4 separate regions of the Homo sapiens genome follow, and regions 2, 3 and 4 are each linked to region 1. The links are chromatin loops, found by intact Hi-C in ENCODE. Cell type or tissue: ovary. All regions are shown on one strand. Region 1 has its middle 33 kb from the start of PHACTR3. Region 2 overlaps PHACTR3 (phosphatase and actin regulator 3). Region 3 holds the start of SYCP2 (synaptonemal complex protein 2). Region 4 overlaps PHACTR3 (phosphatase and actin regulator 3).

Region 1 (8,000 bases):
CATCAGCTCTCCAGGTTCTCTACTTCTCTGCCATCCCTTCCCCACAGCTTCCCTTCCCAATGTCATCTCTGTGCCCTGCTTCTTTGGATTAATGCCTCACCGGGGCCACTTGGCTGTCAACATTCATTTGACAAACAGAGTTGAGCGCCTGCTGTGTGCCAGGTGCCCTGCTGGGCTCGGGGGCTCAGTGGGAATAAGATGCAGCCACTGTCTTCCTCGAGATCTGAGCTCACTGCAGGGGCAGGTGAGCCAGTGGCTGCAGTGCAGCGTGTGTGTGAGAGAGTGTGTATGAGTGTGAGAGTGAGTGTGTGAGTGTGCGTGTGCATGTGAGTGTGTGACTGTGTGAGTGAGAGTGTGTGAGTGTGCGTGTGCATGTGTGTGACTGTGAGAGTGAGTGTGTGTGAGACTGCATGTGTGAGTGTGTGAGCATGTGTGTGTGTAGAGTGTGCATGTGAGTGTGTGTGACTGTACATTGCGTGTGAGTGTGTGTGTGTGTGTAGAGTGGGGGTGGGGCTGAAAGCTCCAGAACGAGAGGACCCAGGGGAGGGGAGGAGGGATAGGGCATCTGTGGCGAAGGCACAGCACACCTGAGGCTGGGCAGGTGGGCGGGGCCTGCCATGGCTCCTCACTGAGGTTTTGGAGCCTCTCTGCCTCATAACTGTTGTCTCGGCCTCTGCTGTGACTTTGAGCTCTATGGGGGCTCAGCCCTCACCTGAAGTGCCTTGCCACTCCTTGCTGCCCAGGCATCCCGGAGGAACTGCTGTGGACCCTGCTCTGTGCCCAGGTGGAGGAGGGTCAGGGGAGTCAGGGCCCACTGGGGTAAATCTTCATCCAACAGGAGACGGGAGGATGCCGCCTCCCATCAAATCCTCCTCCTTTCCCGCCTCCAGATGGGCCATCCTCAGGGAGTCGCCATACACAGGGTGGCTCATGTCTCAGTTTGCCTGGGACAATCCCAGGTTATACCTGTCACCTTGGTGTCATTAACAGCGAGTGTCCCAGATGATGAGATGAAGGATGTGTTCACCCTGCACCCTCATGTGTGCCCCTGACATCCAGCAACTGGTTTGCCGTGAAGTGGTGGCTGCCTCTTCCCTCCCTTCCTCTGGCTCCTGGCCCACACTCCCTAGCCCCAGAGGGTCACCTGTGTCTGGGCCTCAGGCTCTGTTTCTCGGGAACTGAGGCCGGAGCCTTTGAAGGTGTGAGGAACGGGAGTGTCGCAAGCACGTCTGGGTTCTAGGGACAGACCAGTTTCAACTCACGGAAGGACACCCACAGGGAGCTGTGATGCAGAAATCAAGGGAGAATAATTGGCCCAGACTGCTGGGGAGGGGCTTTCTGAGGAGTGGACATATAGGGAGATTTGGGGAAAGAATTGGCAGGAGAGGGGGCCATGAGTCGTCCAGGCAGGGGGTGGCACAGGCAGAGTCTCCGGTAGAAACGGCTGAATTCCAAGATTTGGGGAAATCCCAGAAAGAATTCCTGCCCCTCTGTTTCTTCTCAGCCCAAATCCTGTAGAGCCCCTTGTCAGTGGCAGATAAAGTGGGGAAGCAAATCCTAGGAAAGGCGTCCAGGTAAAACAACGGAAGAAAGGCCATAAGAAGCACTGCACTACCGGGACCATTTCATCCACCCGCACTTTGCCATGAAAGACTCCATCCATGGGGCGGGGAAGCACCCTCTGATCACTGCAGCTGCAGCGGGGAGAGCAAGAAGGACACACACTGAGGGAGAAACTGGAACAGAAACAGAGAGAGGAGAGAACAGAGAGAGTCAGAAACAGAAACCAAAGCTGATGGAAACAAAGGCAGCAGGAGAGAGGGAGTGGGGAGAGAGAGAGAGAATGGATGGACAGATGGATGAATGGATGGATGGATGGATGGATGCATGGAGGATAGATAGATCAGAGATGAATGGATGATGGATGGATGAGTAGATGGGTGGGTAAGTGGATGGACGGATGGATGATGGGTAGAGGATGGATAGATCAAGGATGAATGGATGATGGTTGGATGGAAGATGGATGGAAGGATGCTGGATGGATGGATAATGGATGGGAAATAGATGATGGACGGACGATGGGCAGATTCCAGCAAGCACCCTTATCTTGCTGTATCAGTTGTAAGGGAACTGGTTCACAGCATTGGCTTCTGGGGCCCCATGACCTCCTGTTTCTTTCCCTACCCAACCCCTGCCTTCTTCTCACACAAGTTGTAAGGTGTAGAGCCTGTTCCCAAACCAAACACTGCAGCTTTCTTGACTCAGTGTTCTTCCTGTAAGATTTTTTCTCCCCCCAACTTCCAGAGTTGCTTGCTGGGGTGGGAAGGGTTGACAGATTACTTCTAAGCATCTGGCACACGGTAGACCCTCAACCAGGTGGCTGTATTGATGACTTTTTTTTTAATTGAGATATAATTTATGTAGTCTAAATTCACCATTTTAAAGCATACAATTCAGTGGTTTTTAGTATATTCACAAGGCTGTGTAACTATCATATACTATCTGATTCCACAGCATTTTCACCACCCCATAAAGAAAACCATTAAGCAGTCACTCCCCATCCTCCCCTTCCCCAGCCCTTGGCAACCATTAAGCTACTTTATGTTTCTTTGGATTGGCGCTTTCTGCACATTTCATGTAAGTGGTGTCATTCACGATATAGACTTTTATGATTTTTTTTTCACTTAGCACAATCTTTCCAAGGTTTATCTGTGTTGTAGTGTGGATCAGTACATCATTCCTTTTTATTGTCAAATAATATTCCATTGTATGGGTATACATCCGGCCCTCCAAATTTGCTGATTCCACATCCGTGGAATTCAACCAACTGCAGATTGAAAATATTTTTGAAAGAAAGGGATGGAGTATCTGTACTGAACATGTACAGACTCTTTTTTCTTGTCATTATTTTATAAACAATACAGCATAATGACTATTTACATTGTATCAGGTATTATAAGTAATCCAGAGATGATTTAAAGCAAGCTTGTCCAAAGGGCAGCCCGTGGGCCACATGTGACCCAGGACAGCTTTGAATGCAGCCCAACACAAATTCATAAACTTCCCTAAAACATTATGAAAGGTTTTTTTTTTCAATTTCTTTTTAGCTCATCAGATATCGTTAGTGTATTTTGTGTATGGCCCAAGACCATTCTTCTTCCAATGCGGTCCAGGGAAGCCAAAAGATTGGATATCCCTGATTTAATGGATACAAGAGGATGTATGTAGCTTATAAGCAAGTAGTACACTATTTCATATAAAGAAATTGAGCATCTGTGGATTTTGGTATCCCTGGGTGTTCTGTAATCAACCCCCCATGGGTACTGAGGGACTAGGGTACTACCCCTGACTTTTTCATTAGCTGACAGATATTTGAGTTGCTTCCACTTTTTGACTATTATGGTGAATGCTGCTATGAACAGCCATGCACTTGCTTTTCTGGGGAAAAATATTTCCAGTTCTCTTGAGTACATACCTGGAAGTGGAATTGCTCGGTCATATGGCAACTTGATGTTTAGCTTTTCGAGGAATTGCTAGACTGTTTCCCAAGGCAGCTGCACCATTTTACATGCTGACGATTTGTTTTTAACAATTTATGGATAGTCCCACAATGTGTCAAAGACGGTTCAAAGCAGCTTAGACCCACACCTGAATTCAGCAGGTGACTGTCAGAGAAGTGAGAAGCATCGGGGCAAGGACGGGGAATTGGGACAGGACCAGGGAGTGGGGAGAGCAGAGTCCTGCCCGGCACAGGCCATAGCTCTTCACAGGAGGCTCTGGGCCATGCTGCAGGGTGGGTACCCTGGGGTGCTCGGAAGTGGCCCTTGAAGCCCCTGGGTACACACCGTGCATCTTCCAGAGCATTGATTTTTACTTAACTGTTTGGTGAGAAAGTGATGTGTATGAAAAGAATATAGACACATGTTGACTAGAATGAAAAACTGGATGAATTTTAGAAAGCTCAAAGGGATCCAGCACCTGCATGCCTCCGCTGCAGGCTCCTTTGACCACAGCCCCCACATCAGAGAACCCCTAGCAGGGGCACCTCCCACCCACCAGAATTGGGGAGAGTTGGGCAGGCTCGCCTGCACCCGTCCTAGTGGCCACTAGAGGGCGTCTGGATCCTCCCTGGGTTGCAGATTCCAGGAAATAAATACCCAAGGTTTCTGCCCGCTTCTCCCCAGTGCTGCCGGCAGAGCTGATCCAGAAACCCACCCCGGGCTTCCCAGGGGGAAGTGGACCGCTCAGACTCCTAACTTCAGTCAGCACGCTGACGAAGGAGAGAGCGGTTGAGAATCCTACAGCTGGAGGCAGAGCTCCGCCGAGGGTCTGGCCTTGCAAGGCGTCTCCCACAGCCCGGGGGACCTTGGACCTGTGTCCCCTCCTACAAGATGCTGAGAAGCCCAGGGTTAGGGGTCCCTGAGGCAGGGTGGAAACGCTGCCAGGACAAGCCCAGCCCACAGTCCACAGCGCCTGCCCCAGAAAAAACAGCCGTCGCTCCTGGATATCTGCCACGTGACTCAAAGAGGATTTAAGGCAGTTTAGAGCGATTCACAAAATTCAGCAGCAGCTGCGACCTCGGGGACCCAGAGAGACGGGGATGACGCAAGGAGAAAGGAACAAGAGCAGGGATGCGGGATGGAGCCTGGGATGAGGGGATGCAGGCCGCTCACGGAGAATTCTTCTGGGGTCAGGCCCAGGTCTGGGTGTCTTGCGTCCTGGGGCCCCCGGGGTGCAGCCCAGGGGCTGCTTAGAGGGGCTGAGTGTCTTCTCCTCTAGGGTCAGTGCCCCTGGAAGATTTGGAGGGAAAATTTGTGTGTGTGGAGAGAAGGCAAACGTGTCATTGATTTTTATTATAAAAGAAAAGACTGTACTGCACTGTACTGGAATGATAATGATGAAGAAGATGGGATCATTCCAGTCACTCTGAGTAACTTACAGTGGCTTTTTTTAAAAGGAGGATTTCTTTCCTTTATTTTAGTTTATTTTTTAATTATGTGTTTATGATTTTTAGTGATGGGGTTTTGCTCTGCTGCCCAGGCTGAAGTGCAGTGGCATGTCATGGCTCACTGCAGCCTCAAACTCCTGGGCTCGAGCAATCCTCCTGAGTAGCTGGGACCACAGCCTTGCGCCACCAAACCCAACTACTTTTTAAATTTTTTGTAGAGATGAGGTCTCGCTATGTTGCCCAGACTGGTCTTGAACTCCTGGCTTCAAGCGAGTTGAAGCTTGAAGCCTCCTGAGCAGCTGGGGTTATAGGCATAAGCCACCCTTTCCTTTTTTTTAAAAAAAAATAATTATTTGAGGTGATATTTGTGTAATACCAAATTAGCCCTTTTAAAGTGAACAATTCAGTGGCATTTAGGACATTCACAATGCTGTGCGCCCACTACTTCTACCTGTTCCAAACCATTTTCATCATTTTATGGTAAAACCTCATCTTTGTGGTGCCTTTTAGATCTTTCTTTATTAATTATTTATTGAGCATCTACCATGAACCGAAGTCTGTGTGGTACTGGGGATTTTGAATGGTGATTACACACAGTCTCTGCCCTCAGTGATAGCCAGCCTTTACCCCAACATGTTCTTTAAGTGTTCTAGCTCTTAGAAGCAGAGTCCTCATTTCCTCCCAGACAGCAGAAAGATTGGTAACTATGTAGCACCCATGCCCCACTCTGCTGGCCCTTGCCCTTATCAGACATTGCCAATCAATTGCAGCACTCTTACTGATCCTTGAGGCAGCCTAGTGACCCTGTGGAGCTCAGGTACATTGCCAACCAACACTGAGAAAGCTTTGGGTCATTCCGAGCTGTGATGTTGTACACACAGAGGTCTGTATCATATATACATACACTGGGTTCCATGAACTCAAGTCTCACTTGTCCACAAGTTGCAGGGCAACCGGGTTTTATAGGCTTACAGGAAATCACCCCTAGTCCTCACTCCATGCCTGCAGGGAAAACGTTGTGAAGGTATCCTAGCTGGTTCCTGCGGGTCATAAGGATGCTGAAGAAACTCCCAGCATAGACAGATACAGTGAACCTGGCAAGTCACTGCTGTTGGGTTGGTGTGTGTCCAGGGAGGTCACTCACAGCCATGACCTGCTACGGAATTTGCCAGGGGTCTAATGCAAATGAAAGTACAGTTCCCTTATTCAAAAATTATGAAGAGCTGCAAGGTGGTGGTGGTAGGGCGGGAAGCCAAGTCTGGGCCCTTTTGAGCCTGGGGCCCTGTGCCTGTCCAGGCAGCTCTCATCGCAGTCATTCTGGCCATTTACCCCCACTCGGGCTCTGCATGAGGAGCTGGCCTGGCCTGGAAGCGCAGTGTCGTGGAGAGCCTGGTGTCTGCTCTGCCCCAAGCTCTCCCCCTTTCTAGGCAGCTGCACCAAAGCAGCTTTTGGAGAACCTCCTCTCCCCAGGCCTCAGCAGAGGAGGTTCAGGTGAGCTGATCCTACCCCACTTCCATCCTCCTCCGTGCCACCAGCCTGGCTAACCCGTAGTTCCCATCCCTTAGTGACGAGGACCAGTTCAGAGTTGGGGAGAGGTGCTGTGAGGAGGTCCAAGCAAACTCGGCTTGGTGCTTTCTCTGGAGCTCCAAGGAAGGAGGTGGCCCCTTGAAGCTTTGGTAGTGGAACTCTCGGATTCAGCCATGTCTGTCACCACCCCTCCTCCTGGTCTCTCCAGTGGCCAAGGGGTACCTTTTCTGCTCCAGCCAGAAGGACTTGGATTTCAGCCCATTGGAACTGAAAGAGTCCCTGGAGTGAGTGGGGCTCAAACGTGGGGCTAGGTGGCTTAGCCAAGTGGATGCCCCACTGCACGTGGCTGCAGGAAAGACCAATACCCCTTGTCCCTCATGGCCCTTGCTGTGTCCTAGACTTCAGCCCTACAGCCGAGGGGGATCCTCTCAGCAGGACTCCTGCTGGTCTGTGTTCCCATGGCCCAGACCAACCCATGGACATTCAGGACACCCTGGAGGGTCCTCACAAAGAAGGGATGTTACCCACAGGGCTGGCCCTGAGGGTCCTGCTGGGCCCAAGGGAGCAGCTGATGGGGTGGCCTTCAGCCCTTCTGGATTCCTTGCAGGGGCTGGGCCTGGCCAGCCTGTCCTCTGCCCTAGAAGCACCCAGGGGTGATGTGGCTCTGGTGAAGCGCACAGGTCCTGGAGTCCAGTTACGAGGCCTGGAGCTTGGCTTGTCCTAATATTAGCAGCAGGGCCTCGGGGAGCCTCTGAGAGCTTCAGTTTTCTTAGGGATAATGAATAATGCTGTCTTTAGATTTTTGTGAAGATGAACTGGGATAAAGCAGATGGAGTGTTTAGCACAGGTCCTGGCGCATCGGAAGTGTTTAGTGAGGATGAATGATTAGGCTTCATCTTCCCCTCTGCATCCTCTTCTGAAGAAACCTGCTCAGAGTTCAAAAGGCCCAACCCAGGCCACACCTAAGGAGGCCAACAGTGTCTGCTGGCCTCAGACGGGGTTAGTCAGCGTCCTTGGTAGTGTGTACTTGAGAGGGCTGCCATGTGAAGCCCCATTCTGTAGGTCACCAATAGATCCATGTGCAAACAGATCAGGGGCCACGAAGGCTCTGGCCCGTGGACAGGCGGCAGGGCCGGCAGAAAGAGAGACCTTTCCTAGCACACCTCGAATTTGTCTTCATGCTAACATTTCTGTCTCCTAACTCTTTCCTCCAGTGACCTCTTCCCCACCAAGGCTAGGGAGAAAAGGAAATGGCAAGGAGGGTGGGACTGAAAATTCCAGTCCTCCATAGGGCTGCCTTCGGGCACAGCTGGAACCAGCTGCTCACACGGACAATGCCAGCAGCCCCTGATACCTCCCTGTCCAGGCTCCTCCCTCTTCTGTGTTCTTTTGATTCTGAGCCATGTAATGGCCCTGGACGTTCAGACCATCCTTCTCAGGACTAGTGGATAACATGGGCTTCTCTCTCCCAGTCCAGCAAAGTCCCAAATGTGTGCCTCTGTGAACCAACTTTTCTGGCCCAGCC
Region 2 (8,000 bases), 280 kb after region 1:
AATCCTGCATATAGATACTGCCTTAAACTAAAATAATAGCTTTAGTTTTCTGTTTGTTCCAAAGTGGCCACTGCAATTGTTATCTGAAAGATTTACTCTGTAAGATTAATGTGGCTATAGAACAGAAACTAAGTACAATGGAATTCCACCTTAACCAATGGTTTTAGGGTGAATATATCAAGGGGAAGGGAAAGTTGGATGAATAGGAAAAAATTATGCAAAGAGTTTGTTTTTTAAGGTTCCCTCCCATGACTAACATACTTTTGGGGAGGAATAGGTCATATGGAGGAATAGGTCATATGAATGTTTAGGAAAAACAGTTTCAGTAAATCATGCACAATTACATTTAATGTTCATTCTGTCTTAAATAGAATGAATACATATTCTATATATTGCAATCTCAATTTTGTACATTTTCCGATTATACATTATTAAATGTTTAGTAAAGATGTTTATTGTCCTAAGTTGATAGCTTTCTAAAATAATGACTCTAATACTTAAAATGTGGTATAAAGACCCTAAAATTATTTCAACAATTCAAGAGTCAGAACGGTATTTTTGGTTATGAGATTTTAAGAGTTTTAAAATTACTATGAACATATTACTCTACAAAAAGTCATAACTCTACTATAATTTTCAATAATTTATTAACAAATTCATCATTTCTACTGATTTAGCAAAGCCCTGGCCTTTCTGTGTACTTCAAGGGCTTTTAACTCACAGGTTTAAAACTAAGTTCTAGATAGTCCTAAGAATTCAGCATATAACAGGGGCCTGAGAGTGGGGAGCCCTCTGAGACTCTACCCTATTTTAACCAGAGTAGCTCCATCCTCATGTTTTACATATGGGACTTCTGAGAATCTTTTTAATAGCAGCAAATTTATTTGTATAAGGTTTTTGGCTATTTTAACTGCTAGAAATGAATAACCTTAAATTCTTTGTCTTTTTTATAATCTCTAGATTCCACAGGCCATAGAGATTTTCTTCTGAGAAGAATTTGTGTTTAATTTTTTGATACCAACACTGAACATTCATCAGGGAACTTTCCTGAAGTTCAGCTCAAGACTACCCTACCTGCTGTGTTTGTGAGAAGAGTAGGATCACACACACAGGTGCAATCTTGACCACACTTACCTGCAAGAGGAGTAACCAGAGGACACACTTCCTTCCTTCTTTGGTGTCTGAGGAGTGTGAACTGTTGGGGTCAGTTAAGACCCAACATAACTCTATCAGAAGAAAACTGTTGTTTGCCTTTCAACCTTGTTTTACAGTTCTGCAGTGTAATGGAGGACGGGCAACGTGCATGTGCAGGCTCACCACTCCCAGGCCTCTGACATGAGGGACATGTGACAGTGTCATTCAGTATTATGTTCAAAAGACATTTTTATCCTGATCATAATTAATTTGAAAACTCTTTAAGTTCATGTTATACAAGATGATTTACTGTATTATACTTTTCCTTTTTTATATAATGTCTAACAAAAAATACAGCTGCAACATTTTGATTCCTGTTAATTTTGTTCTTTAATTAAATGACTACTTATTGCAGGAAATTAACCCAGGCTTTACATTTTCTTGTGGTTGGGATGAGTGGTACTTTAGAACAGGGATCTGTGAAACAAGTCAATTTTTACTTGTGAACGATCAGAATCCAAACACATGAATGAGAATTCCAACTTTTTATGTGTTTGGTTTGTGCCTTAGAAAATCAAATTGAGTGCCTTTAACCAAGAAATAAGCAATAATTTGTTGAAAAATTCTATCAAAATGAAAAGTATGCCTCTTTAGAGTATTTTTAAGCTCACCTCTGCAAACACTGTTAAAGAAAGGAAATTTACCCCAGCACAAAGGTGAAAATCTTGGCACAAAGGGGGAAACTAACAATACATGTTCCCTGAAAAATATTTTTAATTGGCTTTCAAATAAGTGTCCTTACAGAGATGAGCCTTCCCTCCTCCTTCCCTCCTGGTATACTGGTGAGGCAGGAAGCACAGTAACTTGGAGCATGACTTTCAGAGCTTGCAGAACTTGTGCACAAATCCAAGCTCTGTGCTATTCAACAAGTTACTTGTTTTTTCTATAGTATGGTCATATCTCTCTCACACAACATTGCTGTAGTATCTAAATAAGACAAAGTAGCTAAAGTGCTGGCACATTGCTGAGGACGTTCTGGGAATCCAATAAATGTTAGCTACTGATATGGTTGCCAGGTAGCACCTGGAGCAACTGAGTGTCCTCTATGACTTCTTGCCACATATGCTACCTCATTGCTTTCCACTATTTTTCCTTTTCTACTTAAGACTGCTACTGGGTCAGACGCCCACAGAAACTGCCAAGTCTTTATGTTAGCACTTTGTCCAAAGTGACTTATGATCAGTCCTAGAGACTAGCAAAACACACTATTCATTGAATTATAGTTTTTTTTAATAAGAAATTGTTATGGTAGAAAAATTCCAGCTCTACCTCTTAGCTGCTCTGTAACCTTCTGTGAATCAGTTGACTTCTCTGAGCCTCAATTTGTTTGTGAAATGTATCTAAATCCTTTCTAATTAGAAGTCAGTTAAATTTAAAGGATTTGATATATATATATATATATACATTATATATTTTCTGTTATTCATAACCCATTATTTGTAGCCAAAACTTTACCTCTTTTCTATCTTAAGCAACATATTAGAAGCTCTCTGTATTTAATATTCAATTTAAAATATTAATGGGAGCCCAAATTATGTAAAACTAAGATTTCAATTTCCCTCACATAGAAATATTAATATATTTACTATGAAACAGAAAAGGAAAAGGTGCTACTGTTTAGAAACCACCTTGGCCCCCAAAGTACAAAAGATCAGTACTGCTTAACAAAAGAACCAGGCAGATCCTATAGTTAGAAATGACCTGGTTAGATGGGACATATATTTAGTTTTTTCCCCAAGTCCCATAACTAGTGGATAATAAAACTAAAAAGGTAAAGTGCAGGATAACCAAAGGAGGGTTTGGACTGGTTCAGACTCAAAGGTTCTAAGATATCCTAAAACCAGCAGACATATTCACTTAAATCAAAATTTGTGGCAATAGTATCTAACTTCTACCATTGTGTTTTTATTATGCACAAACTATTACTCTATACTTACATATTTCATGTTCTTATCAGGTATTATAAGGGTTAAGAGATAAACTAAAATTGAATCAAGTATATTTACTCTCCACCTGCACATCACAACTATCAAGTTAGAGGAATAAAATTAAAAAGCAATTCACAAGTCATATTACACTGATGACATACATGTATATGTACACGCATTTGCATATATTTATAATTTGAAGAGAAAGTTTATATACTTAACAGCCAACAGATTTAGAAAAAACTATTTGTCCTACTGAATAACAGTATATATGAATTATCAGAATTCTTCATTACTAGTATTCAATAATGAGCTTTTTATGCAATAAATTTACAAATCATTTGCCCCTATTTTCAGAAAAAATTATTAAAGCAACCATGAATATTTAAATCATAAGTTCTGTTTTTAAGGAGTTCAAAACATTTTTACAAGCATGTTAGTAATTTAGTGAGAGGAAATTAAATATCTTCTAGAAACATCTAGTAACTTTTAAGCTAATGTAATAGAGGAAATACTACATTATATGACTTTGTAAAAAGTATTTCTAAAAAAATTTAAAGGGGGCTGGGCATGGTGGCTCATGCCTGTAATCCCAGCACTTTGGGAGGCCGAGATGAGTGGATTGCTTTAGTCCAGGAGTTCGACACCAGCCTGGGCAACATAGCGAAACTCCATCTCTACAAAACAAAAAATTAGCTGGGCATGGTGGTATGCGCCTGTAGTCCCAGCTACTAGGGAGGCTGAGGTGGCAGGATCACTTGAGCCCGGGAGGTTAAGGCCATAGTGAGCCGTGATTGCACCACTGCACTCCAACCAGGGCAACAGAGCAAGACCCTGTCTCAAAAAATATAAAAATAAAATAAAGAGACTTTGAAATCATATCACCTAAGTAATTTTTTGACAATTGAAATGGTGGTGGGAGCGGGGAGGAAGAACCTAACATCAAGACATCCACCTTGTGGAAAGATATGGTAATTACAGGCCTACATTTATTATACATTGGAAGTAAAGTCAAAGTTTTTAGCTATGTACCTACAGTCCTTCAACAACAAATTCAAGCTCAGAAATGCAAAATCCTAATCGTACTATTAAAACTGCTATTACTATATGCTTCCGATACCCATTTGTCTAGTTTTTTTCCAGAGACCTTTTTCTCCATTTTTCATATGAAAACATCTCAGAAGATATTCGTAAGCAAGTGAACATATGAAACTGAATATATGAAAAATATTTTCAAAAAGTAGATTTCTATAAATCCCATTTGCTTATTTAGCTGCAAATTTATTTACAGTGATGATACTAGGAACATACTACTAGTTCAAACAAAAAATGTTTGTTCGAATGAACAACAGAAAGTACTGGTTAGCAGTTCCATAGTTCTATGAAAATAGAGCAGTATTTTTAAAGTAATAAAAATTTTCTTAAAAAACCTTTTCAAAGTTTTTAATCTCAACTGTAAATCTTAAAGATATAAATGGGGAAATTCTAAAAATTCAGTTTTCTTACTAAGCAATGGGAGGAAAGAAATCTGGATATATGGTACATATGACAATAATTTAATGTTTCAAGTTGCAGACATGTTACATATGTGTATTATTCCTTTCTAAATGCAGTTTATTATCCCTTCTCAAAAATACATACACTGAATGTATTACTACAATTCAGGTGTGTTCCCTAAAAGACTGGTCTATACCACCAGTCCATTCTCTGCTTTCCAGATAGCCTACTTCTTAATTATAATGGTGACACCTGATGTGGCAGAAAGCACAATCTCCAGAACCACCTATCATCTTGCTTCAATTTTTACATTCCAAGTTAGATTTGTTTGTTGATATTATTTGCTGGTATTTTATTTTGCTCAAAATTCTACTTGTTTATTCATAGCATATATGATTCTTCCATACTTTAAGTTTTAATTAGATAAGAAACTTATACACTAACTGTATGTGGTTTAACTGTTAATAGGTGGTAACAGAATGGTTAAAGAACTAACTCCAGCAACTGTGAAGCTCAACACTAGGCACTGAACTCAGAGTTGGCAGAATTTGTCACTGTAGACTACAAATTTCATGTTGAATTAAATGCTGTATGAAAACCACTCCATCTATTATTCATTTAAAGGATCTGCTGGCCTTTTAAGTTGGTGTTGGCCATCCATAATACTACGATTTGGTGGCAATGAGATCACTACAGTAATGGCTGTAGAATTTAGTATTTAGGTTTCTGCCTAGCTATACTAACGTAAAATTTCTTCTCTTCCATGTCCTTTTCCATGTGTACTTCTGGGACAGTTACCACCTTACAGCTCTATTTGGTTGAGGACATGCGGTAAACCTACACCAGGGTGTTAGATTACAATCCAGGTAAGAAATTTAAGTCATTAGCTACAATGATCATTTATTTTTAATATGTTTAAAATAGAACAATCAAGAATTTTAGCTATATTAATTAATATACTCATTAGCCTCTGCTATGCAAAATTGATTTAAATCACTATTTCTGTGAAACAGTAAGATAAACTAAGGAAAAATTTTATAATAAAGAACAGAGAGTTCTGATCTATAAGATTTCCCTTCCGAACTTGAAGTCTGCAAACTACAGCCCACAGACCAAATCTGGCCAGCCCCTGCCCTTTTAGTGGCCAGTAAGCTAAGAATGGTTTTTATATATTTAAATGGTTACAATTGAAATGATTATAATAAGCACCGACGTGATACTCTGAAATTTGCCTTCTGGGCCACAAAGCCTACGACATTTTCTGTATAGCCCCTCAGGACAAACTTTGCTAGATCTTGCTCTGAACTTAAAAAATTTAAATAAACATATAATAGAACATTTTAGAAATGAATTACACAGAAGTCAAATAGCTAAATTGTTTTTAAATAAGCTTAAAACCTTTTAACTTCAAATCTATTCCAAATTTCAATACTCATTTATAAACCCAATTGTCTTTGTATTTGACTTGTACAAAATGTACATCAAATTAGGTAAATAAAGCCTCATCATTATTAAAGGCAAGTGTTTCATTAGTGTGACTTCCACTCCTCCAAGTTCCTTTTATTTAAAATTGTTGCTATCACAGCATAAGCTAAAAGTATATTATCTAAAGCTCAAGATGGTACAACATATTGATGTCACTCAACACACCTGTATTCCTAAAATGTTGTTCTCCTGTAGACGTCAATTCAGAATATTTTCATGCGCCTTTAAATAGAAAAACTAAAGCTAACCATTACAAATACATTGTCTTAACAATGAAGTCTATGTACATTTGATTTGCCTATATGATTCCTCTAAGGGTCCAATGAAATGGAAATCTGTATGATTCTGCATGACATTAAAAGCACACATATCCTCATTTTTAAGTAGGGAGTTCATCTCTGTTTTGAGGTGGGCATTCTGGTGAAAACTGAAAAACCTGCTAGACATATTCTAAAAGAGCTGTAACACCATGGAAGGGTTCATTTATTACTCATTTGTGTATCTAGACTTGAGCTCAGTGCATATCATATAATAGATGTTCAAATGGCTGGTTAATACTTTATCAATTACAATGAAAATGCTGACACCATATAGGACTTGAATTTTAGGAGACACATTAGTTCGCTTTGAACTTAGTAAATTCCTACTTAAAACTGCCGTATTGGCCGGGCGCGGTGGCTCACGCCTGTAATCCCAGCACTTTGGGAGGCCGAGGCGGGTGGATCATGAGGTCAGGAGATCGAGACCATCCTGGCTAACAAGGTGAAACCCCGTCTCTACTAAAAATACAAAAAATTAGCCGGGCGCGGTGGCGGGCGCCTGTAGTCCCAGCTACTCGGGAGGCTGAGGCAGGAGAATGGCGTGAACCCGGGAAGCGGAGCTTGCAGTGAGCCGAGATTGCGCCACTGCAGTCCGCAGTCCGGCCTGGGCGACAGAGCGAGACTCCGTCTCAAAAAAAAAAAAAAAAAAAAACAACAAAAAAAAAACTGCCGTATTCATTACTTTGTTCATTCACATTGTTGTAAGCCTACTTTTCCAGACACTCTTTTAGCTTCTGAAAATTGTGATGAATAAGACATACAAGTTTCCTACCACACAGAATTTACAGAAGTGGAGTTTGTGGAGGCAAGGCAGAAATAAAGAAATTTCAGATACCAAAAACTGCTATATGATAGACAGAAATAGTAACATTAATTGGATGGTGAGGGAAGTGCTCTCTAAAGAATTACCACTTAAATGGACACGTGAAAAACAGCAAGAGTTTCCAGGAAAATGGAATCTCAAAACCAAAGAGTTAGAAAAAAGTGAGATTGTTCAAGTAATGCTTGAGGCATACTCAACAAGGCGGAAAGGAGTACAAAATAAGGGTAAAGGGAGGCAGAGGTCAGCTCATGTGGGGCCTTCTAGCCCGTGATATAAAGGCTTGGTTTTAATAAGTTTTAATAATTCAGATGAAAGGCAGATTAATAAAATAAGGCATTTAAAGTAGTATAATTCTGTGGCATTTAGTACATTCACAATGTTATGTAACTACCACCTCACCTCTATCTAGCTCCAAAACATTTCATCACAACATAACTTTTAAGCAGTCACTCCCCATTCTTCCTTTCCCTCATCCCCTGGCAACCACTAATCTGCTTTCTGTCCCTGTGGATTTACCTATTCTGGGCATTTCATATAAATGAAATCCTAAAATATATGACCTGTGTGTCTCATTCTTTCACTTAGAATGTTTTTGAGGTTCATCCACATTGTAGCATGACTATATACTCCTTTCCTTTTATAGCTGAATAATATTACACTGTATGGATATATACCACATTATGTTTATTTATCATCAGTTGACAGCTATTTGGGTTGTTTCCACCTTTTGACTATTGTGAATAGTATTGCTGT
Region 3 (8,000 bases), 360 kb after region 1:
CAGTGCCAAATGCCCATCTTCTTCCTTCTCTTTTTACTCCAATTTGTGACTCTAGAAATACTAGCAAATTAGTGCACAGTATTTGCAACAGTAGCACATGGTGGCTGAGGAACATTCTGTAGTAGTAAGCAATCTATATTAATATATATGTAGATCTAGACATGAACTACGTGAACATGATATGGACTCTTTAGACAGTAAGCAAACACTAAAATAGTGAATAAATGTATTGTTATAATATTTAATAATATGCAATTATTCAAAAATAAGCAATTCCGGTGTTATTAAAATTTTTTAAGGAAACAATTACAATTCTACAATAATTTTAATATTTAAGAATTTTTTAAAGAAAAATACTTTTTACACCTATTTTATGTTTGTGATATAAACCCAAATTTGATACATTTTGAGTATAACACATTTTGAGTAATTACAGTTTTAACCCTTAGATCATGGCTGTCAATAGTAAATAAGTAAAAGTCTTCATTATAACATGATTTTTAAAATAAAAATGAACTATATATAGTAACTTATGAATTATGTAAGTATTTTATCACTTATTCAAAGATTACCAGTCCATCATCAGATATCCATAATAAATGCATTCAGTTATCTTTGGTACTTTTCAGGATTCAGTCATAAAAATAATAGCCTTGGCTGGTGGCTTATGTCTGTAATGCTGGTGGCTAGCACTGTGGGAGGCCCAGGCAAGAGGACTGCTTGAGCCCAGGAGCTCCAGACCAGCATGGGCAACATGGTGAGATCCTATTTCTACAAAAATAAAAGTTAGCCTGGCCTGGTGGATCGCAGCTGTGGTCTAGCTAATCAGGAGGCTGAAGTGAGGTCCAGGTTTCAGTGAGCCATGTTCACGCTACTGCACTCCCACCTCGGCGGCAGAGCAAGACCCTGTCTCAATAATAATCATCATAGCCATACATGTAGTTTTCTGTTTTGATGCAGTGAAGGTGTATTTGTGAAATTTGAGACTATTTTATTTTACAATGTGAAAACTTGATTTAAAACTTTAAATACTTAAAATATGTTGTGGGGGCTCCATTTATACTCTTACCCTAGGGCCAGCAACTGTTGAGGCAGGCTTGCCCATTAGCTATGCTTTATCTGTTTTCAGAACTAAAGCAATTTGAAACAGTGTATTTTACAAAATGCCCTGAGACATTAATTACAGCACAGAAAAAAGTACAGCCAAAGAGGCACATAAAGCTAACAAGATGGTTTTAGTTTCTAATCTACTTTTGCACGAAGTCAGTTGGGGAAAAACAAACCAAGGAAAGCAAACTGAATAATCAGGTTACACACACACACACACGCATGCCTCAAAGCTGAATGCATACAGGCCACAATAGAGTCAAAAGCACAGCACTATCCACAACATCAAACAAGTTAACATTTGCAAGTGAAAGAGAAGGCTAACTCTAAAAAGAAACAAAAGTTATACACTTATTTTTTCCAGCCTCATAAGGAAACAATTTAAAAGATCTTTAGGAACTACTACTATGTAACAGAACGACTTCGGAAACCGAGAACAGAATAATAATGTTTCAAGAGAAGCGTGGATTTACCTGACAAGTAAGCAGGCTCTGGGCTCCAGTCTACTGAACTGGGGGACTGGTTAGCGAGCAACACAGAGAACTAGTAAGATGATGATTGTGTATCTGCAGGCAGATAAAAGCGTTACGGATAAAAACAACAACAAAGAAAACAATTTGGCAGATGGGGGAGGCAAAGATTTTCCCCCAAAGGAAAAACTGCTGAATGAATGCAAGCAGCAGTAGATAATTCAAAGTCCCCTCTGCCCTGGTAACTAACATAGCTAAGGTGTCCAAAAAGACATTAAAGGTGAATGAAGGGGAGGGAAGGCGTCCTCCTCCTCCCATCATTACTAAAAAATGTAGGCCGGGCGAGGTGGCTCACACCTGTAATCCCAGCACTTTGGGAAGCCGAGGCAGGTGGATCACCTGAGGTCAGGAGTTCGAGACCAGCCGGGCCAACATGGAGAAAACCCGTCTCTACTAAAAATACAAAATTAGCTGGGCGTGGTGGCGCGCCAAGTAGTCCCAGTTACTCCGGAGGCTGAAGCAGGAGAATCGCTGGAACCCGGAAGATGGAGGTTGCAGTGACGCGAGATCGCACCACTAAACTCCAGCCTGGGTGACAGAGCGAGACTCCGTCTCGGGAAAAAAAACAACAAAAAAAAACCACGCTGCCGTATTCGCAGATGCTCGGCCAGCCTGGAGCCCGGTCCAGAAAAGGCCGCACGTGGAGCCACGTGTCGCGCATTGAGCCGCCGCGGGACGCATCAGGCCCAGCTGCGCGGAGGGGCTGGCGGCCTCAACCGCAAGGAGAGGCCGCAGGTGGGGACGGCGGGAGGGAGAGAAGGGACTGAAGGCGCCGAGCAGGAGGAAGGTTTTGCGCGCACTCCCTTCTTCCCTAAGTGGAACCGGCAGTGGCAACAACGAGGCCGAAGGCGAAGTCCCTGCTCCCACCGCCGGCACGGTGACCCTTTTCCCAGGGTCACCCCCGAACCAACAAAGCACACACACACCCGAGATGCGCCCCAGGCCGCAGCGCCAACCCCCCTTCAGATGTCCCGGAGACAGGCGAGCAGCGGTCCCCAGGGCTCCCGTCGCCACCGCTTCTCCCGCACCCCTCAGCCTCCTCGGGCCGGCGACGCGCGCAGCCCCAGGCCTGCTCCCCGCTCGCCAAGCGCACCGCCCCGCGCCTCAGCCACCTTGACCGAGTCGCCCACGCGCGGGGGCGGCTCCGAGCGCCCATTTCCCATCCCCGAGGCCGAGGCTGGCCAGGCAGGTGCTGATGGGGAGCCTCGCGCCTGCGCGAGCCACCCTCGCCGCGAACTCTGCACAGCCCACGCCCTGGCCCAGCCTCGGCGCCTCCCCTCCGCCCACTGCCGCAGAACCGCACCCCCTCCCCCTCGGCAGCTTCCACAACGGCTCCGCCTCAACCGTCGGAAGCTTCTCGCCTGCCGGCTTGAAAGGCCAAGCCGAAGCCCCACCCTCCCTCCGCGCCCCGCCGTGGGGGAAGCCCACCCAGGCACTCTGCTCAACCTGCCTGCGGCAGGAGGCGTCCGCGTAGTGTCGGTGGAGCCGCCCCCTATGCCGCCGAGCGTCGCAACTCTGCGCCTCAGGGACCGCCGCAGCGCCTCCGGCGAACGGCGGAAGGCGGGAAGCGCCCGTCCAATCCGCGCCAGGTGCGGTCGATAGTGCGTCCAATCGGCGTCGCCGCCAGCCAGGTCCCGCCCCCCCCATCCCCCCCACCCCCGCCAACGCTCGCCGGGGTCGCCCGAGGCCTGAGCCAAGGGGGACGCTGTGGGCGCGGCTCAGGCCAGGCCCTCAGGTTAGTGGGTCCCCGCTGTCCCCGCGCTTCGGCCCGTCCTCTCGCGCTATGCTCTCCTGATGAACGCCCCGCGAGCGGAGTCACCCCCGCCAGCGAGGAGACTCGCTGCCTTGACTGGGGCCCTGGTCCCGGGACAGGCGAGCAGGAAGGGATGGAAGGGACGGAAGCGCGGGCGGGACCAGGAGAAGCCCATCCCCGCGCTATGCGTCCCCAGAGCCACTGGGACCCGCGGCTCCAGCCAGCCCTGCAGGGGCGAGCTGGACCGGGGGACCAGGGCGCCGGGCCGACGACTCCTGGGTGAGGCCTGGCTCCTGCCGGCAGGGGGCGCAGGGCCGCCTGGGCTCCTGGGTGCGGGTGCCGGAGGGCGGGAGAGACCGCAGGTCCGGAGACGGGGTGCTGAGCTGGGTACCCAACTGTGTATTCCTAGGCTCTTTCAGACGCTTCCATTTAAGAGATCCGTTTAACTTATGCAGCCAGCGGGTGCTTGTGTAAAAAATCGCAGGCCCTTCTGAGACAGGCACAGCCGCGAAAGGGTCTCCTTGCCCCTTGGCTCGCAGAGGGCGTCGGTGTTCGGCGCTCAGTCTTCTGCGTGTTTTCCCCGTGCTCGCGTTCTGAGATGGAAACTGTTCCACGTGCACTGAGATGCAGCTCGGTCTTTCTAACAGCTTCGTAATTATTTAATCATGTGGATTAACTTCATCCGAGGAATTCAATCCTCCACTGATGAGCCTACACTTCTATTACAAATAATACTGCAGCAAACCACCTTTGGATTAATATTTGTGTCGGATCAATTTTTAAAAGTTGAATTGTATGTGTAGTTAAACTTTTATAGGTATCTTCAAATCAAAATTTAAAATTATATTTTAATAACATTTTAATTTCTTATCTAAAAGGCACTAATTGTTTAAAAATATGGGATTAAGATTTAAATGTGCGGTGGAAAGCACCTGAAAAAAATAAACACAAGGTAATAGAATCAAAGCTCAGTTGTGGACCAGAGCAGATCAAATCACAGTAAATAAGCTCTCAGAGGTGTTTTAAATATTCTGCTTAGCTAGAATTACCAACTTCTTGACAACTTTGTAACTACCCCCATTGAACTTAATTTTGATATCTTAGTTTTTTAATTCAGAGCTGACAGATTACATATGCAATCTAAGGTACACAGGTGTACGCAGGGATTTGAGGGGATTTTATATGTTCAAAGCTTTCAATGCTTTTGAATTATACGTTTAAGTACTAATAATGTATAACACAAAATGTAAGAAGATCGAAGAGTGCTTCAAAATTGTGACCTGGCAATTTTGCATAATTATTTTCATACCTAGTTTTCCGCCAATAGATCTAAGATCCTTCATGGTGGAGTTGCGAACGCACAGAAATTTTCCTAATACACTTCAAAAATTAATAGTGATGATTTTTTACCTTGCCGCTTTTTAGTTGAAGAAAAATGTTAGTCTTTTTTATTGCTTCATGTGTTCAGGAAGCCTGCGGATTATTTAGTAAACATCCGTAAACTACAACATGGAAGAAAAAAAGGATATCATTAATTTTACTGTTAATTTTTTTTAAAGGTTTTAGACCGTGGCATTTCATGAAAAACCTTCTCAATTATAATCAAAATTTGGAAACTATGTGCCGTGGTTCACACATATACTCCCTGCACTTTGGGAGGCTGAGTTGATGGGATTGCTTGAGGCCAGGAATTTGAAACTAGCCTGGGCAACATAGCTAGGCCCTATCTCTACAAAAAAACAAAATTAGCCAGGCGTGGTGGCATGTGCCTGTGCACCTAGCTGCTCTACGCCGGAGGCTGAGGTAGGAGAATTCTGCTTGAGCCCAGGAGCTGGAGGCTGCAGTGAGCTATGATTGCACCACTGCACTCCAACGTTGGTGACAAGGCAAGACCTTCTCTCAAAAAAGAGAAATATCATAATGTGGCGTTCAATTAATTTAGCTTTCTGAATCAACAAGCATTTATTTGCAATATTCTATATGTCATATAACAGGTAGAGAGAGCATTGACTTTGAAACAGGTTTCAATGTTCAATTTGTTACTTACCAGCTATGGGACTTTAGGTGAATTACAGTTATGTATTGCTTAATGATAGGGGTAAGTTCTGAGAAAGGTGTCCTCCTCAAGCAATTTTGTTATTGTGTGAATATCTTAGCGTTTACTTACAAAAACCTAGATGGTATAGCCTACTACACACCTCAGGTATATATAGTACAGTCTATTGCTTCAAGGCTGCAAACCTGTATACAGCATGTTACTGCAGTGAATACGGTAGACAACTGTAACACAAGGGTATTTGTGTATCTAAACACAGAAAAGATACGGAAAAAAATCTGGTATAATTCCATGGATCCACGTCATATATACAGTTACCCTGTTGAGTGAAATGTTATGTGGCCTATGGCTGTACTTACACCACTCTGAGCTTTATTTTCAGCTAAGAAAAAGGGGATATTGTCTACCAGGTAGCATAACATTCAGAATTAAATGAAATCACATATTTAAAGCACTTAGCACTGTGGCCAAGCAAATAAGGGAAGACAAAATAAATGTAAGTTTTCTTCCCCCATGTGCAAGACTTTGTACTTAGGTGAGGGTCACGATCCGGAAGGCAGACAGACAGACACTCATTACTGCCTGCACAGTGTCATTAACTGTTGTAAGAGAAGTACATTAATGATCACATTCCCTGTATTCCCCTAGAGCTTTCTTCATACCTCATGCTGACCTGGCATATAAAATTGCATTTCCTTTTCTCAAAGACACATACAACAACTCTGCTACTGACGCTGAGGCACAATGACAAAATTTATTTTTGCCAAGGCTCTACGTTTATCAGTGTTGTAGAAAGGATAAGACTTGCATGTGAAATGATTTAGACAAGAAGTTTCTAAAGCTTGGTCTTCTGTAATTAGGCCACAAGAAAAACATACTGAAGCATAATAGAATGGCTCACAACTGTTTTTGCACATATACTTTAATACTTAGGCTTGGGTAAAATCATTTTAAATAACATATTAAAATATGTTTGGGGGGACAACCCAGCAATTGCACAGCCCACTAGAAAATTTTAACATCTAAGTAATATAACTGTTTTAGGGTCTGAAAGTTCTCCTTCAGTTGTTCCACAGCCTCTTTATCAACTAGGCAAATATATTTAAGCTTTTAAATTTCATAATGTTGGTATTTTTTAAAAGGCACGGGAGGTTCACTTAATATTAAATATATAACATTCACTTTCATAACCAAAACCTTTTTGGCAAGTGACTTTCACATAGATTATGAGATTCTCTACATGCCTTAAAATAAATCTGGCAGCTCTTAACTCATATCTAAATTCTCTGGACAACTGTCTTGCTCTCTGTTTTGGGGCCAGGGGCGTAGCAGTGAAGGCCCTAACAGGCTTGCTGACCTAATTGGACAGTTTGTTAAATAGCAGGAAATGTAACAAGGCTTCTCTCTCTCTTGCATGTTAATGTAGTGAACAGTGCTAATAGCCAGAGATTGTGCAATTTAGTCACAATATTTCAAGCCAAAATTCAGTGTTCTTATATTAAAAGATACCGAAGAAAGCTATCCTTGTTCTTTGAATTATAAAAGCACAGAGGTTGCAATGATCAGAACCAAACTGGTTAAAAGCCGAAATGCATCCTTTCAGTATTGATTTGACAGATGCCAACAAGCATTCAAAAATTTAGAGTTAATTTCTTGGTGACAGGTAGCATAAAATTGATCAGACTGGTTTCAGCTGTATCATAAGCTTCACAAATTGGAGATCTTGTCCTTCCTGGCTGTTTTTTTTTTTTTCCCACACCTTAATTCTAGCACCTGTTGTCAGACCACTGTTCAGCACCAAAAGAACTCCTCAGCCTGGAGTTCTTTGGAGTTTTAAGTGATTGCCTAACTCAGCAGGGGACAGTGGTCTTGACTTCTTGGTTGACGGTTTAAAAACATAAAAGAATTTTATATTTTAAAACTGACAAACTAGAAAATGTTAGAAACTCTATCTGAAGGCAGAAAGTATAAAGTTGGTGGGTACCTGATAAAACATGATGTATGTAAATACAGTTCAAAACAATTTAAAAGTATAAATATTTGTCAATTATTTTTCCTCCAGTGCTCTGGCTATTGCTGAAAACACCTTCTAGTTCCACCTTGTAACTGGACTCCCAAAAGATGAATGCTGACATCTTCTGATGCTTAACAAGAAATAAAAATAGTCACCTTAATCATCAAAAAGGTAATTGCAAAGGGCACTGTTGCCTGAAATTCTCTAGTCACCTGAAAACTGAAATAACTGAGGCAAGACTTCTTAAAATGCTTAGTTTCAAACTTAAACAGAATGGCCTGATAATGATCAAACATGTACAGAGAAATACATGAAATCAGAATTGTGAATGCAGAGAAATAACTGTTTTGCTAGTTTAAAAGTCTGAAGCTTTTCCCTCCTCCCCAGCTGTTAATGTAGGAGACACACAGCCTAACCAGGACAGTCTCAATGCCCAGGAATGGTTGTGTGATGACTGATAAAGCAGAAATTTCTTGCCTATTAATAGTTTCCCACTGTTAGAAGGCTACAGCCGTTGGCAATCAGATGTGGGCTCAGGTT
Region 4 (8,000 bases), 180 kb after region 1:
AAGAAGATGGCCGGCAGGCAAGGCCGAGAGGAGCTCATCAAGAAGGGGCTGCTGGAGATGATGGAGCAGGGTAAGTGGGACCCGTCCCTGGCTTGGAAGGGCACGGTGCTGGGAATGCAGAATGGAAAGTCTCACATGAGCCCAGGAAGCCCATCAGAAACAGTGTAGAATCCAAGGAGGGCCGTGTTCAGATGAAGCCTGCAAGGTTGGAGAGACACCCCATGTCAGGAGCCATTCCATTGGTCCAGCCCCCAGGGGCACGGGAGACCCCATTACTGAGCTGAAGAGCTCCCCCTCATGGCACCACTCCTCTCTGGGGAATGTCTAACAGAGCTGGGTGTGCATGAATCTGGTGGTTTATCCCAATTCCTTTAAAGTGGTAGCAGTGGTTTTTTCAGCATTAATTTTTTTTTCATATTCACATTTCAGTCCTCCATTTGGGCAAATTATTTTTAATTCCACTATTACCTACTCCCCCTACCACCATGTAGGAAGCATTCAGGACATGCTGGGGCGGGGTGGGATATTGTGCACGCCCTGTCTCATTGGTCTTCCCAGCATCCCTGGGGAGAGAGGCAGCGGCTATCCCACTTGCAGACGAGGCGTGGGAGGGTCTGGGTGGTGACTGCCCCAAGTCATTGCAGCCTGAGAGCAGAGACACAGAACAAATCCTGATCTCTTGGTCTCTGGTCTAGAGAGCTTAATCTCAGTGGGGTCTACATAATCATCTTTGTTTCCATCTTTCAGAAAGGCCAGTTATTATCACTCATGCAATTAACTGAACAGAGTTCTTTAATTCCCAAGTCTTTCTCTTTGTGATGGATTCCTGGAGGTGTGAGGCCCAGGACTTAGATGCTGACACTAGCCCTTGGTGCCTTCCGGTTCCCTGAGAGGCTAAATCTTGGTTAGGAGGTTTCACAACACCTCACTGCCTCTGGAAGACTCTCTGGAGCTGGACCAAGCTCTGGCCTGCTGATTTGAGGAATCTGGCCATGCATAGCCAGTTTCCTGAGGCTTGCATGGATATATTGAATTCCTCTCTCCCCACTTCAGCCTTAAAATATTACTAGTGTCTTTGTAATTTGGCCCAAATATCAGGAATTAGGAAGGAAGCTCATGAAATAAACGAATCCAGATTTTATGCAGCCGGGCCTGTCAGCACACAAACCCGATTGTGGGCCCAGGCTTTTGTCATTGTTTCCTCTCTTTAGACTCGAAGAGTGAAGTATTTTGATGATGCTATTTTTAGGGGAAATCTACATGGGAAATTGCTTCATAGTGATAATAAAACCTTACATGTGCGAGGAAAGCTTGGTGTCAAGTCCCGTGGCACTCAGATGGTTAACGCCGTCGTGACGCTCGGATTTGGCGGAATGCGGTTGCTGAGCTAGAAATCTGGAGGATTTTCACTGGGATGGGACAAAAAAGTGTCAAACTCCGGCATTTTGAATATGTTGCCAACAAGCATACCTTTGGATCTTAGGGAAGGAGAAAGGAAGATGAAAACAATGCTAAGGCCTTTTCTCATCTATTCTAAAAAAAACACTACTTTTGTTGAGTAAAGAGTAAGTATATAGATTTGGTTCCTCTCAAAAATGAAGCTATAGTTTGACTAATTAAAGGGGAAAACTTCTAGGAGCGTTGGCTTTTTTCCACTCTGAATTTTTGCAAGATGACTTTGTCTGATGAAGTCATAGCAGAGGCTGGAGACGAATGCTTGGCCGCGGCCAGGCTGACAGTGTGGCTCTCACCCTGCTGCCGTGGGAGCCTGGTCTCTGGCTTCCGTGCCTCTGACGGCGACATCACACACCCGCAGGCTTACAGAATCACTTTAGATCAGGGTCGGCAAACCTTTTCTGGAGAGGGTCAGATAGTGCATATTTCAGGGGGACGTGCAGTCTCTGTTGCAACTACTTGTCTCTGCTTTTGTAGCGCAAAGGCAGCCGGAGACAAAACATGCATGAGAGGGCATGGCTGTGTCCCAAGAAAACTTTATTTATGGCCACTGGCCTTTGAATTTTATATAATTTTCATGTGCCACAAACTATTATTTTTCTTTTGATTTTTTTTTCTTTTGTCAACCATTTAAAGATGTCAAATCCAGGTGGGGGAGCTGGATTGGTCCCCACATTGTGGTTTGCTCATCTCTACCTTCCATACTCTCTCTCTTGCTAAATGATTGTGGACCAGGGACTAGAGTGGCCTGAAACACAGTCTCTTTCCTTGAGAGGGAAAATGCACTCCTAAATTGATGCCATGACATTTTATTGAGGGCCCACTCTGTGTCAGGGTCTGTGCTAGCTGCTGAGGACACAGGTGAGCAAAATACTGTTCTGAACGCACATCCAGTGGGGCCATTAGGTAATCCCACAAAAAGCCGGCAACTCACGACCACAGTGAGTGCAGTGAAGGATGCAGCACCCTAAGATCATGAGACAGGACCTGACCTGGTTCTCGGGGGGCCGGGAGATGTTTGAGTCAGGTCCAAAGGTGGGCAGGAGGACCTAGGCTGGTTCTCAGAGTCTGTTGCATATTAGGATCACCTGGAGAGATTTAATAACCCTCCACCGCTCAGGCAGCAGTTAAATTAGATGCGCTGGGCGTGGGACCCAGGCAGCAGTGCTTCCTCATCCTCCACAGCTGATTCCGACTTTGATGCAGGAAGGTTGAAAAGCCAAGAGACAGAAGGAAGCGGGGAGTGACTTCCAGCCCACAGGAGCAGCAAGCACAAGTCCCCGCGGTGGAAGGGACCTTGAGATGGTGGGTTGGGTTGGAGGAAAGGAGGAAGGAGGAAGCAGGAAAGGGAGAGGGGCTTGGGTCAAGACGCCTCCCGTCTTCCCTGCCCACACACCGGCTGGGGTGGCAGAGGCATGACCACGCTGCTGCGGGAGCCTGGGGCGGCCACAGTGCGAGTGGGTGGGATCTGCGAGGAGCCCGAGTGTCTCTGCAGGGAAATATCAGGGACCGGGCAGCAGGGGTTGCTCTGGGAGGGGACTTGGACTTGCTTTTCGCAGTCGACTCTTCTGTGCTGCTTGAATCCTTTACTGTGTGCCACCTGTAATCAACCTGTAATCAACGTGCTGTAATAACGGGATCCACGCAGATGCTTGGCCACAGGCTCCCGGCTAAATCCTTCCCTGCACCGCAGTTTCCGTCCTGCACTAGCTTCAAAAATGTCTTTTCTCACTGGGTCGACCTGAGGTCAGACCCTGTCTGTCCCTAATCCTCCTGGTGCTGGGTCACCGGGTCCTCTTGCAGGATGACTGGAATTGTTGGCGGTGGCTGTGCACCTGCCCTCTCCGGCTCAGGGGAGGATCAGGCTTGAGGGCTGTTGCTCTGGGGTAGGCACGCAGTGCCGCCGCCTCTGCTGTGGATGTGAGGACTCTCCAGGGTGAGGAGCAGAGGCGCTTTCCTGGCTTTGGGGTTAAGGAACCGGCTTCAGGGTTAAGGAACCGGCTTCAGCCACCGCCTTCCACTGCTGGCAGGGACGAATCTGCAGCCGGGGGCGCCCTCCTGTGGCCGGCCAGGCTCATGAGCCTCCCTGCAAGGTGGACGGGACTTCATGCAGGACAGGCCCTGTGAGGCTGTGGGAGTGGATTGTCAGGGACTCCAGAGCCTCATTTGAGCCCCCTCGAAACTCACATTTGAACTTCCTTGGCCAGGACAAACCCCAGGATTGCCCTCTGCCCTGCACACGCGCATGTATGCACACACACATGTACATACACATTGGACACCCTGGAGCTTGCCCTGAAGCAGGTGGGCAGCCTGGTGGAGTGAGCCGGACTCTGGGCAGGGCCAGCAGAAGAGAGCCCGCCAGCTCCCGGGGGTGAGGCAGCATCCAGGGCATGAGTTTGCTCCCTCTGGGGTGTTACTTTATGATCGATGGTCTGTTTTATGAACCACTGTGACCCCCTCCCCTCTCGTTCCTGTGACTCTAGTCGCCAGCTTGGACCTAGGAAGGACCCTGCTGGTGGCGTTATTACATGACTAGATGTGTGCAGTGGAGCCCGTTGTGCCCTGGGGAGGGCAGAGGGGACCCCTCTGATCTCTTCAGTGCTCCTTCCACCCTCGTCTCGGATATCCGTGACTAAGTGAGGCCAGACCAAATCTCTGGTACAAGGGGTCCCCTTCCCCAGCCCCCTTGCCCTGGTCCCCAGCCCACGTTTCTCTGTGCTAGACACTGTTTATGTTCTGAATGACTTTCCTCCATCTCCCTGTATGCGTTGACTTGGCATTTTCTTAAATAATTTAAGGAATTTCCTACCCCGTCATTGGGTATAAAAGAAGAGAGTTTATTACTCTGTGCTGTGTTCAGTGACTTGAGATTGACTAGGCATTCTTTCCTCAGGGAATTGGACAGTGACAAATCAAGTCTATCTGGTTTCCATGTGGTAGGAACGCCGGGGGACACATGTCTGCACGTGTGCACACACATGCACGTGCACCTGTGTGCACCCACCTGTGCTTGCACTGTGCACATGTGCCACGACACACGTGTGTGCCTGCGTGTGCATCTGTGAGTGTGTGTGCATGTCTGCAACACGTTCCCTCTCACTGTGGCTGCTCAGGTGCACTGCCCCGCGCTCCCCTCTGCAGCCCTCAGAAGGAGAGTGGCCGGGCGGAGGCTGGCCTTCCAGCGAGAGGAGCAGGGCCTGGGCTCCCACCGCTCCCCCAACCCCTCCCCAACCAGCGTTTCTTAGCAACGGCCCTGCCACCAGGGCTATTTTGGGAACTGAAACTTTTCACTGAACATGATTATGAGCTGGAGCTCTGACCGCAGCCCAGAGAAGTCCTGCAAGAAGTCCTTGCAGAAAACCTGCAAGAAAGCAGGGGAAGGTTCAAAGACTGTGGAGGGGCATGGTGCTTTTCTGAGTCTGGAGACCTCTGGGCCTTCCAGGTTCTATGTTCTGACCTTTTTATAGTGGCAGTTGTGATGATTTTGATGATGACGATGGAGGCATCCTTATTATTAACAGCAGTGACAGTCATGGCAGCAAAAGACCTGTGCATTCTAAGGTTTGGTGTCCATAACTGCAAGTGGTGGGTGGCAGCCTTGCCTGTCACATAGGGTAGGTGTGAAGCTCAAGCTGGCAGAGCCCTGTGCTCCCCTACGCCAGCTCTCACATTCCCTGTGTGTTGCCAGGGGCTGGGTAAGCTGTGCTGTCACGGTTGCACGTCAAATGCGAGTAAGTCGGTCACGAGAAGGGGCTGGTTTCAGTTTTCAGCTTTGTGACCTCTAATTTTGTCTACTCGGTGAGCTCTCTTGGCTTGTATCTGGGTTGGTGGGCTGTTATAGCCAAGGGTCAAATGTGGCTCAGGACCTGTTTTTATGTGGTCTTTGAGCTAAGAATGCTTTTTAAATAGAAAAGACTTTCATAAAAATTAAAAAAAAAAAATCAAGGGTTGCAGCACGGGGGATACAGCACGTGGCCCACAGAGCCCGTCACAATGGCCATCTGCGCCTTATGGGAAGAGCCTGCCAGCCTCGCCTGGACCTCTGGGCAACTGACGCGGCTGCATGGATGAGATCGTCCAGCCCTAAATCTCCAGACTTCTGGCATGGCTGACCTTTTCATTCTCCCCGGAGGAGACGTGTGCGGCAGAGGGAATATGATCAGCAGCGATGACAAGCTCAAATCTCTTCCAGGGTCCCAGGCAGGAAATGGGTCTGGCATGAGTCCTGGGTGTGGTGAGGACTCTGGAGGGAGAAACGGTTCTGTCCTAAGCCTGCTGTTAGCAGATGGGCCCAAAGGTGCAGACCAAGGGGCCAGATCACTCTTGTCACCCTCCTCTTCTCGTTGTCAGAAACCATCACCAACAACAATGACAGAAAGCACATGTAAAGTGCCTACCTTATGCCAGACACATTCCATACCCTAGCTCCGTTAATTCTCACTATGTTGCCATGAAGCAAGCAGAAATATTATCCCCATTTTATAGATAAGGAAATTGAGATCCAGAGGAATTTGCTATTTGGGCACAAAACACCGTTTGCAGGTGGTGGGACGCATGATGGGGTGACTGTATACTGTTTGTCCAAACAGGACACTTTTAGGAGTGAAAGGGACACTGTTGAAGGACACAGGGATGGCAGGTAGGAATCGGGACTGACCAGGTCCTATGGACCCTGACCCTGAAGTAAATGTTGCCTCCTCCTTCCACTGCCAGGATGGGACGTGTGTGGAAGGAGGTCAGCGTAGGCTAGCATCCCCAAACGGCCACCTCGTGGCTGTGTCGACATGTGCAGGTCACACTGCCCTCTGCACCGGGCCTCCAGGAACTGCTGTAGAGATTGAGAGGAGTCCTGCAGGGCTATGTGGAGGCTTTGTGCATGGGGCTGTAACGTGCATCTCAGTGACGTGACTGTGACTTGCTGGCCGAGGGCCCTGCCATCCTGCAGTTGGGTAACTGAGCCATTTATTTTGCTCTCCAAGTGCTGAGCCCCTCAGCATTAAGGTGCAAACCCAGGGATGGCAAGTGAAGGGCCAGACCCTCAGAGGCTGCAGCAGCCGAGCTTCAAGAGACGGAAAGCACCAGGTCCTTCCTTATGCCCTGCTAGTGCCTCCTCTTCTGGGAAGGCTGCCTGTCAGACCTAGGGACCCCCGGCTCTGTGGCCCCTCCATCCATGGGTGTGCCCCGTTCCTGGGCTCACGGTGCCATGTGTGGTCATCTGCGTGGCTTCCTCAGAGTGTGAGACCCCTGGGGGCAAGGACTGTATCTTACTAACCTCCACCTTGCCAGGGTTTATTACAGTGCCAGACACGTAGCCGGTGATCAGTAAACACCTGTTTAATGCCTGGCTGAGGGTCAAACGGTGGGTGCAGAGGTGAGTTGGTTCTCTGCAGCCATGACAACCCCTGCATCTCAGAGACCTACAGCAATCACCGTTTGTTGTCCCCTGTCTGGGTTGGCCTGTGATCTGCCCCGTGGGTCTGCTGACTCCAGCCAGCTGCTGGGCATGTCTTCAGGACAAAGGTCCAGGGAAACAGGAGGGACGAGCAGGGATGTGCAAGCACTTCTCATGCCAGTGCTGCATCATACCCACTGTGTCCCATCGACCAAAGCAAGCTCCAGGGCAGAGGCCGGGGTCAGAGTGGGGCTACTGCAAAGGTGCACGGCAGTGGGTGTGGACGTGGCTCAGGGGCACTGCAGTCTCCCACAGGTGTCGGAGGAAGAGTGCACACAGGGAGTGGAGTGTAAGAGCAGAAACCAGGCTAGGGTGTGCTGAGGTGCCCAGGGCTCCCCTGGAAAGTCCAGACTTGGAGAGGGACTCCTAGGGTGTGTGGTGAGGGGGAGAGGGGTGGGGGACCACCCAGAGCCTAGAATGGATACTTCTCAGAAAGACTCTTGGGACGACGGAAGGGATGAAGGAAGGGAGGTGCAGGCCCAGCTGACAGCTACATTTCCTTGTAGATGCTGAAAGCAAAACTTGCAACCCCGATGGAGGACCCCGATCTGTACAGAGTGAACCACCCACTCCCAAGTCGGAGACGCTGACTTCAGAAGATGCCCAGCCCGGAAGCCCCTTGGCCACTGGGACGGACCAGGTCTCCCTGGACAAGCCACTGTCCTCAGCTGCCCACTTGGACGATGCAGGTACTGGCTGGAGACCACGCGAAGTTGAGCTGCTCCTAGAATGGCCATACGTCCCCACTGTTGTCCTTGGCTATAGCTTAGGCAACAGCCCTCGTAGAACATTGTTCTCCAGAGAGCTGGGCCCGTGCTCTAAGCGCTGCCATGCTGTGCTGCCTGGCTGGGTTGAAGTGTTTGCTGGGGCACTTTTCTCTACTGTCTCTTTCCAAGTCTGGCACGGCTGATAAGTGAAGGTACTTAACGATGTTCATCTCCCTGGCACACCTACCCCCCCTCCCAGGGCGTCTTTGTGTTTCCCTGGGAACTTCTAGGCAGGAAAGTGCTCTCTGGAGGGGCAAGTGCCCAGTGGGGGGATTTTAGTGACCCTAAAAGGGTAGGAGGTAGGGTTGAGGGACTTTTCTGTG

What was found. A loop is a pair of places that touch in the nucleus more often than their neighbours do. Peaks named below come from ENCODE experiments on the same cell type or tissue, not always from the same donor. Only the 100,000 strongest peaks of a DNase experiment are listed, where the experiment ranks them.
Region 2: it touches region 1 in a loop (2.5-fold over the local background); 9 of 110 quality-filtered maps call a loop at or near these places.
Region 3: a loop joins it to region 1, with 2.2 times the contacts of the local background. A loop is called at or near these places in 2 of 110 quality-filtered maps.
Region 4: a loop joins it to region 1, with 13 times the contacts of the local background. A loop is called at or near these places in 68 of 110 quality-filtered maps.

Annotation. Positions count from the first base shown.
Region 1 is chr20:59,567,612-59,575,611 of GRCh38, forward strand. No RefSeq gene overlaps it. Among named protein-coding and RNA genes, the nearest start is that of PHACTR3, 33 kb to the right of the region's middle. RefSeq lists enhancers at 337-1,171, 4,479-5,020. In ovary, a CTCF peak has its summit at 4,114 (motif pointing right); DNase peaks (open chromatin) are centred at 4,250 and 4,540; H3K4me3 peaks cover 559 bases; H3K27ac peaks cover 1,016 bases.
Region 2 is chr20:59,846,155-59,854,154 of GRCh38, forward strand. It overlaps PHACTR3 (phosphatase and actin regulator 3), which reads left to right. Exons shown (of 13, transcript NM_080672.5): 13 at 961-1,557. The coding sequence ends at 976. It also overlaps the pseudogene RNU7-141P. Among named protein-coding and RNA genes, the nearest start is that of SYCP2, 83 kb to the right of the region's middle. In ovary, a CTCF peak has its summit at 4,050 (motif pointing left); no DNase peak of the experiment used is centred here.
Region 3 is chr20:59,930,482-59,938,481 of GRCh38, forward strand. SYCP2 (synaptonemal complex protein 2) reads right to left here and starts at 3,156. Exons shown (of 45, transcript NM_014258.4): 1 at 3,088-3,156; 2 at 1,581-1,673. It overlaps PPP1R3D (protein phosphatase 1 regulatory subunit 3D), which reads right to left. Exons shown (of 1, transcript NM_006242.4): 1 at 6,182-8,000. It also overlaps a transcript of FAM217B not described here. RefSeq lists a silencer at 3,447-3,846. In ovary, a CTCF peak has its summit at 3,670 (motif pointing right); DNase peaks (open chromatin) are centred at 2,982, 3,230 and 3,690; H3K4me3 peaks cover 1,315 bases; H3K27ac peaks cover 881 bases.
Region 4 is chr20:59,747,766-59,755,765 of GRCh38, forward strand. PHACTR3 (phosphatase and actin regulator 3) reads left to right here. Exons shown (of 13, transcript NM_080672.5): 3 at 1-70; 4 at 7,417-7,599. Among named protein-coding and RNA genes, the nearest start is that of PHACTR3-AS1, 120 kb to the left of the region's middle. RefSeq lists enhancers at 2,839-3,340, 4,563-4,892. In ovary, a CTCF peak has its summit at 3,510 (motif pointing left); DNase peaks (open chromatin) are centred at 926, 1,749 and 3,506.